2 separate regions of the Homo sapiens genome follow, and region 1 is linked to region 2. A link is a contact called in ENCODE Hi-C data. All regions are on one chromosome and are shown on one strand. Each heading gives the region's core, a stretch centred on a gene start or an enhancer-like site at or near the end of the contact. The rest is flanking DNA. Distances are from core to core; before and after follow the strand shown. Region 1 overlaps LOC105377684 (a long non-coding RNA gene). Region 2 overlaps LINC01845 (long intergenic non-protein coding RNA 1845).

Region 1 (4,736 bases), core at 663-3,162, 150 kb after region 2:
ACGTTCCCAGTAATCATTACTCTTTCAGCCTGAGTCCTGGAATAAAGACATACGGAGCAGGCATAAACCCAAACCACAGATTGGAGTCTAGCTTAGCCCAGCTGAGCAAAGCCAATTCACAGGCTGCCTATATCCCTATCAACATTAAATTGAATTTTTTTTTTGTTAGCTATTGAGGTTTGGGAGGAGGGTTGTTGCTACATAGAATTATTACAGCAGAAATCTGCTGATACACTGAGTATCCATCTGTCTACCAGTGCAGTATGAGACATGAGACATAAGGAAAAGGCTACATGGTTGTGCTCTTTCCCAGGACACAATGCTCCCAGTTCTCTGATGGTTGTAGACATTTAGTTAAAAAAAAAAAATAAAGCCAATACAATGAGCTCAGTGGTTTTTTCCGTATGATGTGAAACTTAAAAATTCAGATGTGGCAAGAAATAAACATGGGGTTCCCTAAAAAATCTGACGTAGCTGAGCCCAGAAGCTCATGCCTGTAATCCTAACATTTTGGGTGGCCAATATGGGAGGATCATATGAGGCCAGGAGTTCAAGACCAGCCTAGGCAACATAGTGAGACCCTGTCTCTACAAAAAAAAAAAAAAAAAAAAATTCACTAGCTGGAACTAGTGGCTTGCACCTGTAGTCCCAGCTACTTGGGAGGCTGAGGTGGGAGGAACACTTGAGACCAAGCGTTCAAAGCTGCAGTGAGCTATGATGGTGCCACTGCACTCCAGCCTGAGTGACAGAGTAATACTTTGTCTCAAAAAAAAAATTGTATATATATATATATATATATATATATATATATATATATATATATATATATCCTGGCCTATTTATAGCTGAAAAAGCTACCTTAGATTTACAGGCATTTCTCCAATAGCTTATTTTCAGAATGCAAGCTAGATGTAGTGGCATTGACCAATTAGGGCATTCAATTTTAACTGTGCAGAACATTAGAGTTCTGATAGAATCACTGTATAATTGTCATCACTTAAATAAGAAAAGTTGGTTTTCCAAAACACAGAAGCACACTGCTACTTGTAGGAGTGGTTGGTTTCTCAGTGTGAGTTTACTTTTGTCGACCATTTGTAGTTGTGAACTGTTCTATAATTTATTTTCATTTTGCACTAATAATGAGCAGCAAAAGTAATAAAACTGTATAAAAGAAACTCTCTAACTCCTAAACTCTTTTTCTCCATTTCAACAATTTTTTATTTGTTTTCAATGAGAAGTGGTCGAGCACAGTGATTAGGAAAAAACACTCTGAATTAGACTTATTTGAATTAGACTTTGAACCTAGGCACCATCAAGAATAGTGTAAAAATCATCTAAGCACTCGGCCTCAGTTTTTCATTTGTAAAATGAGGATCATAATAGTGCTTATCTTTAGGGCTGTGAGGAGTCAATGAAATGATCTTGTGAGACCTCAGCACAGTGTCTAACAGATAATAAGCAGTCAATAAATGACAGAAATTATTACAGGACAAATTTTGTTAGTGCAACTTTTCTTAGGAAAGCAGCTGTTTATTATAGAAAGACAGGCTGTGTCATGGCATTTGCCTTGACCTTCACTATTGAAAAAAAAAGCCTCAGGACCCAAATCATGATTAATTTATATGCTATGTTTATGAACAGCTAAGCTTTTTCTACTTTGGTTCTCTGAGAGGAATAAGGGTCAAAGACACAGAAAATTTGAACTCACCACAAAACGAATACTTCCCAAACCTTAATTTGGCTAAGATACAATAGACTGGACTCTCTGGTAATGAACTGTGGGCAAGTTTCCAGGCAAACATGTTGTGCACTTGCATTCTTCCACGCATACTATGCTGGAGTGACAGCAACTGTGCTGTGGAGTGGCCATGGTCAAATGTTCCCCCAGTGAATTTGCCAGGAAGATAAGAACATTCCAGCAGTCTGTGTGTTGCCCAAATAGCAGGACACCTCATTTTCAGATCTGCTCATTTCCTGATTGCAGAGAATACCAGTGTAGACAGCCTTGGGTTTACGGAAAATGTGGTAGCCAAGCAAAGTTAACTCTCTTTGGAAACTGTGAATTGATATTGGTAATAATGGTTTTGATATACAAGAAAGAATTTGTTATAAGACGTATTTGGCTGTTTACCTTGAAACATCCTGCAAAGCGTATGTATGTTTGTGTGCACATGCATGGGTGCATGGGCAGGTAACTTGCTTAAAATGAACAAGCAATTGTAACTTCAAATTATACGAATCAGCCATCTGAAATATGTCTCAAATGCCTCCCCTGGAGAAATACAAGACTTTTTCCCACTTCCAGGCATTCTGCTTCCTAGTCCTTTTACTTTCACTCAGACATTTCAGAAAGCAATGGACTCAGATGTGAAGCTAGGATAAGTTACAAATTTATTTTTTGTAATACAGAGCTTGAAACTTGCTCCCATTCAAAAAATACATACACAGTCTTAAGTTCACTTAGAAAGAAGCCATTAGTTTAATGTATAATGCTATAGCAAAGATCAATATGACTCACATGAAGAATTAAGGATGGGCCACATAGTAAAAATCCATTTTATTTTTTAGAAAGAAAATGTAAGATATTTTGCTTCTCTGAGGAAAAAAAAAGGATAGGAAATAATATGCCATTATTCAATACATAAAGTAAATTTTTAAAATATACCCAAAAAGCATACATTGTACAAGGGAAGTGAGAGAGAGAGTAAAGAGAAGAAAAAAGAAGAAAGAGAAAATGAAAGAAAGAGGCATGGGGGAAAGAGTGAAAATAAAAATATGGGTCAGATACAGACTAACGCATAAACATATACCAGACAATTTTCAGAGAGGAGAATTACTATTTATCCTGTTACATTTTCTAACTCTAGGCCCAAATCAGGACTTTTAGTTTGGGGCACATGCTCTTTGGTCTGATGAAATTTATCTATACTTCTTTATATTATTTTTAGTAGTTATATAGAGATTATTATAATAGTTGTTCTTTAATTTATCATGTCCACCTTAAATTATTATCATGCCAATCCATGAACAATGTTAGAACCTTGCTACAATATAATTTCATTTACCAACCCCCTCCACCTTTTGTGCTATTTGTCATATATTTTACTTCTAATATATCATAAACCAGAGAATATATTGTTGTCTATACTTTAAATAGCCAAAGTCTTATAAAGAAAATTTTAAAAATCTCCTTTTATATTTATGTACACATTTTTTCCTTTCAAGTGTTTTTCATTTCTACCTACAGATATAGACATATTTGCATCATTCTCCTTTCAGCCTGAAGAATTTTTCTTAATACATATTTTTACAGTGCAGGTCTGCCAATTATAAATTCTCTCAGTTTTTACTTTTCTGAAAATATCTTAATCTGGCCTTCATTTTTGAAGGGCATTTTCACTAGATTTTAGGTTGATAGAGTATTTTTTTTATTTCAGTACATGAAAAATGATGTTTCATCATTTCCAAATGAGAAGTCAGTTGCAATTCTTATTGTTGTTCCTATAAATGTAATGATTAAGGTTTTCCATTTACATGCAGAATGAAACTAGACCCTCAACCCCGGCATATACAAAAATTAACTCATGGTGGGTTAAAAATTTAAATATAACAACTCACACTATACAAATCATAGAAGAAAACCTAGGAGGTACTCTTCCGGACATAGCCTAGGCAAAGAATTCATGAGTAAGTCCTCAAAAGCAATTGCAACAAAAACAAAAATTGACAAGTGGGACCTAATTAAACTAAAGAACTTCTGCACAGAAAAAGGCACTGTCAACAAAGTAAACAGACAACCTACAGAATGGGAGAAAATATTTGCAAACTATGCGTCTGACAAAGGACTAATATCCAGAATGTATAAGGATCTTAGATCAACAAGAAAAAAAAAAGAATAATAACCCCGTTAAAACATGGGCAAAGAACATGAACTGACACTTCTCAAAAGAAGACATGCAAGTGTCCAACAAGCATGTGAAAAAATTCTCAACATCACTAATCATCAGAGAAATGCAAATCAAAGCCATAATGAGATATCATCTCACACTAGTCAGAATGGCTATTATTAAAAAGTCAAAAAATGCCAAGTGCAGTGGGTCACACCTATAATCCCAGCACTTTGGGAGGCCAAGGCAGGTATATTGCTTAAGCCCAGGAGTTTAAGACCAAACTGGGCAACATGGCAAAACCCCATCTCTACAGAAAATACAGAAAAAAAAAATGTAGTCCCACCTACCTGGGAGGCTGAGGGGAAGGATCTCTCGAGCCCAGAAGGTTGAGGCTGAAGTGAGCCATGAACGTCCCACTGCACTCAAGTCTGGGTGACAGTGAGACCATGTCTCAAAAAAAAAAAAAAAAAGTCAAAAAATAACAGATGTGGTGAGGCTGCAGAGAAAAGGGTACACTTATACACTGTTGGTAAGAATGTAAGTTAGTTCAGCCAGCCCCTGTGGAAAGCAGTTTGAAGATTTCTCAAAGAATTAAAAATAGAACTACCATTTGACCTAACAATCCCATTACTAGGTATACATCAAAGTAACAAATACATTGTTCTGCCAAAAAGACACCTGCACTATTATATTTATTGCAGCACTATTCACAAACAACCTATGTGCTCATCAATGGTAGACTGGATAAATAACATGTGGTACGTATACAACATGGAATACTATGCAGCCATAAAACAGAATGAAATCATGTTCTATGTCACAACATAGATGCAGCTGGAGGCCATT
Region 2 (5,336 bases), core at 1,449-3,948:
AGATACATATGGCCCCTGTTCTAATGTAGCACACAGTGTGGTATTGACACAGAGTAAATGGGTAGTCGTAACATGGGGCTCTGAGAGGGGAAGGAAGCGGGTATCTTAGGAGATACTTAAAGGTCAGGGATGGCTTCATGGAGGAAGGAGTTAGCTGGATGAAGAGTGGTGGGAGCAATGTAGATGCCCAGGTGAGAGTGGGGCCAGCCTGGAGTGGAGAGGGCATTGAGCACACAGCTAGAGTGTCATAACCTGGGGAGGGCGGTTTAGGGAGGTGAAGGAGAGAGATGCTAGGGCTGCCAGAGCAAAGTATCACCGACTGGGTGGTTAAAACAACAGAAATGTATGTTCTCATCATTCTGGAGGCAGGAAGTTTGAGATCCAGGTGTTAGCTGGGTTGGTTTCTCCTGAGGCCTCTCTCCTTGGGTGGTAATGGCCATTTTCCTCTTTGCCTTCACATGGGCTTCCCTCTGTTCGTGTCTGTGTCCTTATCTCCTTTTTGTATAAAGACGTCAGGCATATTGAATTAAGGGCCCCCACACATGACCTCATTTTAACTTAATTACCTCGTTAAAGACTCTATCTACAAATACAGTCATGTTCTGAATTACTGGAGGCTGGGGCTTCAATGTATGAATTTTATGGGACACAATTCAGCCTGTAATGGATGCATAGTCACTGGATCAAGCAAGGCCTTGGAACCATGTTAAGAAACATGGACTTTATCTGGAAGGCAAGGGGGAGTCACTGAAGAGTCTTACACAGAGCGGCGATGCTCATGTTTACATTTGGCAGAGATCTTACAGCAGCGAGGGGAAAATTGGAGAAGGATAGAGTTGGGTTCAGAAGCTATGAGGATGTTGTCTAAGAAAATTCTTGGCAGAGGGAGATTAGGAGGTAGAAACTGCAGAACCTGTGATGGGTCACTCCTGAGGGGCAGAGCAGGGGAGTGTCAAGGTAAGCTGGATTTCTGGTTTGGGCCACTGGGTGCACCATGGAAATCTTCACTGAGAGTCGTGGTCTGGGTGAGGGAAAGGAGGTGAGTCCAACATTAGGGGGGCATGCTGAGTTTCAGGGCCCTTTGGGACATCTGAGTGGGGCAGGTCTCAAGCTCCTGAAATAATTCTGGGTTGGAGATATGGATTTAGGACTCATTAGCTTGGATGGTAGTTGAAGCCATGGGAATGGATGCGGGAGGGGGGCTAGCCATGAGTTTGAATATTCAGAAGGGAGCTGGCAACTCTTCTTACTAATGCTGGAGACGTGTATGTGCCCAGAATGACTAACACCTCCGCTCATATGAAGGCCCAGTTAATCTTCAAGCCCAGGTTTTCCTCTCTGAGGAACCACTGGGGTCCTGGGGTAAGAGAGGATCTTGGGTCTCCTGGGCATTTTCTCCCTTCCCAAGACCTGAGGATGTTTAATCAATTTTTGATAGTTGATGAGTCACTGGATGCCTTCCCAGCTGAGTCAGCGAAGGTACCCCTCCTGGGAAGCACAACCCAGGCAGTTCCAAGTACCGGCCTTGTTTATCAGAGGGATGGGACGAGAGGGTGAGGTGTGACTTCCCAGAGCAGCGAGCTTCAGTGTCTGACTACATGGGGCAAGGAAAGACACCAGTGGACAAAAGGTATTTGCTGGGCTTAAGGGTGCGTGACGCATGTTTTTGGTAGTAGTAGCAGATTTGTCTTTTTAAGATGTCTTTTTTGAGCCACTTTTAAAATAACAACAGCTGACATTTATAGAATCTTCATCAGCTTCCAGACAATGTGCTAAGCATTTTACCTGCATTGTCTCAATTCGTCCTTACAGGGAAGCACTGTGGTTATTCCGATTGTACTAAGGATGTGATAGAAGTCACACGATGTGACTTCTGAGGCTAGGACATGAAAGCGTCTACCTGGCTCTCTCAGTCTGTCTCAGGATGTATGCCAGGGAGCCACAAGCCAACTTGTGAAATGTTTGGTTACCCTGCAGGTGCTGTGCTGGAGAGAGCATGTGGAGAGACACCACAGAGAGTGATGTCCAAGGATCCTCTGCTGTTCTAGCCTCCAGATGTTTGGTACCAAATGGAGAGTGAGTGAGGCTTCCAACCCCACCTTTGAGCCACCCCAGCTGATCCCAGTAGAGCAGAGATGAGCTGTCCCCACCAAGTCTTGCCCAGATTGCAGATCTGTGAACAAATAAGAATTTTTGCTTGAAGCCTCTATGTTTTGGGGTACTTGGTCACGTAGCCCTAGGGCTAACTGAAGTATAGTGAGAAGTGACAAGATTCAAGGTTGTATAGCTGCTTAGGGGAAGAACAAAGAAAGTACACTCTCCTTGCATTCAAAGGATATTTCTTCAATTTGCTTGCAGTGTGACCTTTGGCAAGCTACTGAACCTCTCTGTGCCTCAGTTTTCTCATCTGTATGATAGGGATGAAGATGGTATTTCTTCAGAAGGTAGTGATGAGGAATAAATATCTCATTCTTGGCATGTAGGAAAAAGCTAGTAAGTAGCTGGGTTGGGGTTTCAATTCAGGCAGTCTAACCCTAGACTCTTTACTGGTAAGCTCAGGTCCAGAACATTCCCACCAATCCCTGAAAAGGAGGCCAGACGGCAATATCCCAGGTACTCCCATTATTTTCCCCCATACGGCATGATTCTGAGTCCTCCTTGGCCGCCCTTCTCTGTTCACTGGGCCTTGATACATGATTCTCTGAACTGAAGGCCGCACCATCACTCCTCTCTGTTTAGTGCAGCCCGAGATTACACTGGCTTTTTTGGCAGTCACATCACATTGTTGACTCATTCTGAGCTGGCAGTCAAAATCCTAAGTGTTTTTATCACATGTGCTAGCATCAAGCTGCATTCCTTCCCATCTAGGATTGGTGCAATTGGAGTTTTAAAAAATCCAACTGCAGAATTGTTTAGTTTATTAGATTTTGCTCATTGTGGTAGTGTGCCTAGGAAAGAATCCAGATGAGCTCCTCTCCAGGGTTCTCGGAGACACCCTGTATCCTTTTAATATACCTTTCCTTTATTTCTGTAGTCCATTTGAGTGGCTTACTGGTACTCACAACACAAAAAGTAAGCCATAGAGTGACTTCTGGGTGGTCCTTGCTCAGGAGGAAAAGAGGTGTGGCAGGGATGCTGTGGTAGAGGGCAGAGAAAGCAAATGGCAGGAGCGTGTGCCGGGTGCCACGTCTGAGCCGTGGCAGACCTTGCAGCTGATCATGACTCTCTTTTCTGCTGAGTCAGGAAATGGCCTCTACTTTGATTAGCTGCCACCTGAATAGGACAGAGTTGAGGACTGAGGACAGAGACTGCTTTCGAAGTGGACCCTGGCATAATTAATCAGGCTTCAAGCACATCGGTTGTTCGGATGGTTCCCAATTCCCCCAAATGTGCTGCCATCTTACCCTCATTTTCTCAGCTTGCCCACAAAGATAAAATGATATTTTTATCAAGTCTCATTTCTTGCTGAACTACAAGTTCTCTAAGTGGCCGCATCACTTGATCCTGCTACTCTGGCGATACTATGTACAGTGCTTGCTGAAGTGGTCACTCTGGTTGGTGGGTGCCACAGAAGGTGGGTGGCTCAGAGTGGACTGAAGAAAGTACCAGAGTCTGATGGACCTCATTTCTGCAGTCAGTGGTGAGGTGCTGGCTCCCATGGTGGGGGGATTTTCCCAGGTGCCTTAGCTCAGGAAACATATGGTGCTCAGTGGAATGGACCCTGGTGTGTCTCCAGTGGTCTGCATAGCTCCTGGGCAATATGGAAGGACAGTGCTGACTCAAGCAGAGCCTGAGCCATCTCTAGACGCTTTCCCACCTTGTCCTTGAGTCCTACAAATTAGGTCCTAATTGGTCTGTATTCTCCCCGCCCCCTTACTCTCCAGCCTAGGGACGTCTTTCCATTCTGGGAATAGGACGCCTTACCTTTACTCCACTCATATTCTCTCAAATATGTTGTATGTGCACGAAGCCTTCCTATTTGCCTATGCTTAAGCTCTTGAAGCTCAAGGTTAATCATTAACTTCTTTTTTTTGCCACCCCTTTGCTTTCTTTTATGTCAGCTCTTCCTTGAGGGAATGAAGGCAGACTGCTGGGCTGAACACAAAAAGGGGAGCAGCCCGGGGTAAAAGGAAATTCTAGAATAAAGAGCACATTGGTTAATAGCTTAGAAATGTTATCCCCCTAGACGAGTAATAGAAAGTTCCTCAAACTCGCCTCAGCAAATTATGGGAACTGATTGTAAGAGGCAGCTTAGGGAAGCCAGGGGTGGAAATGGCTGATTGGACCGGAAGTGGCACAGGCGCCTTGGGGACGTGCTCTCACAGCTTCTCACTTTGGGTGCCACAGTCTCTCATCTCTGGCTCCTCTGAATGTCTACCTCATCTCTTCTCTCTCTGGACTGGCTTTCACTGCATTGGTGGACGTATGACATGAGGATACCCAGCCCTGCCCATGGCCCAATTGCACCAATTAGAAAAGCTGCCCCTTCAAGAAATATTGTAATTGCCATCTGCCAGGAGACTCAGTTAAAAACACACAAATAAGTGAGGACCATACATGCTCAATGGACTGCTGCTGCACGTTTGTGTGCAGTGATGGCAAGTGGGACCCGGAACTCTGGCCTCTGCTTATCCTCAGAAGTGGGCGGCAGAGAAGGAGGAACGTGCTTGAGTCGCAGTCCCCAAAAAGGGAGGAACTCATTGGCCCAGCTTAGGCCTGGTGTCTGCCTACCTGTGGTTCAGTCAGCTGTGGTCGGTGGGCAGGACACACCTGAAGGAGCATATCTTGGCTGTGTGGGTTGGGCAGACATCCCACAATGCTCATGTAGGGGGATTCATCTCATTAACTCTGAGTGTTTCTTCGGCATTCCCCCACTATTTTTAACATATCATTTACAATATTGAATTAATAAGACTGGGAATGAAAGTTCTTTGACAGAACACACATGGTAGTTACTTTTGGGACTAATTGCTCTGCAGGTCGCCTCGTGCATTACCGTCTGCTATTTTTGCTTAAATTATATGTATCTGCTTTTATGTCACTTCCTAGGTAAACCTTACTTCCCCCTATAGGAAACATGGTTCACTCAAACAAAGTAAATAAAAGGGCTTTCCTGAAGGTGTGGGCAGATTTAAGGGAATCTGACAAGAAAAGTACGAGCTAAGAAGGTCTGGCAGCCACTCCCCTGCTAAGCTAGAACAGGCAGGAAGGGAGCACTTACTGGGGCCAGGTGGTGGTAGCTGTAGGGATGTAGGACAGGGCAACTCAGGGGACCTGTGGCCTCATGCAGAGGGAGGCAGCCAATCTATAGCCACCTATCAGGGAGGGAGCTGGGC

What was found. A loop is a pair of places that touch in the nucleus more often than their neighbours do. Pooled maps may share reads with other maps.
Region 1: a loop to region 2 is called in a map of cardiac septum, with 4 times the contacts of the local background. The contact joins two enhancer-like sites. A Hi-C loop is called at or near these places in 1 of 168 maps with a recorded cell type or tissue (cardiac septum), 1 of 37 single-sample maps with no recorded cell type and 5 of 50 pooled maps.

Annotation. Positions count from the first base shown.
Region 1 is chr5:159,603,964-159,608,699 of GRCh38, forward strand. All of the region lies in intron 16 of LOC105377684 (a long non-coding RNA gene), which reads left to right. Among named protein-coding and RNA genes, the nearest start is that of LINC01845, 140 kb to the left of the region's middle. Within about 2 kb of position 1,913, at least 4 of the 41 ENCODE cell types and tissues checked have a DNase peak (open chromatin) inside an H3K27ac peak, as active enhancers do.
Region 2 is chr5:159,448,658-159,453,993 of GRCh38, forward strand. It overlaps LINC01845 (long intergenic non-protein coding RNA 1845), which reads right to left. Exons shown (of 7, transcript NR_027110.2): 5 at 4,732-4,874; 6 at 3,925-4,136; 7 at 1-799. Among named protein-coding and RNA genes, the nearest start is that of LINC01845, 15 kb to the right of the region's middle. Within about 2 kb of position 2,699, at least 8 of the 41 ENCODE cell types and tissues checked have a DNase peak (open chromatin) inside an H3K27ac peak, as active enhancers do.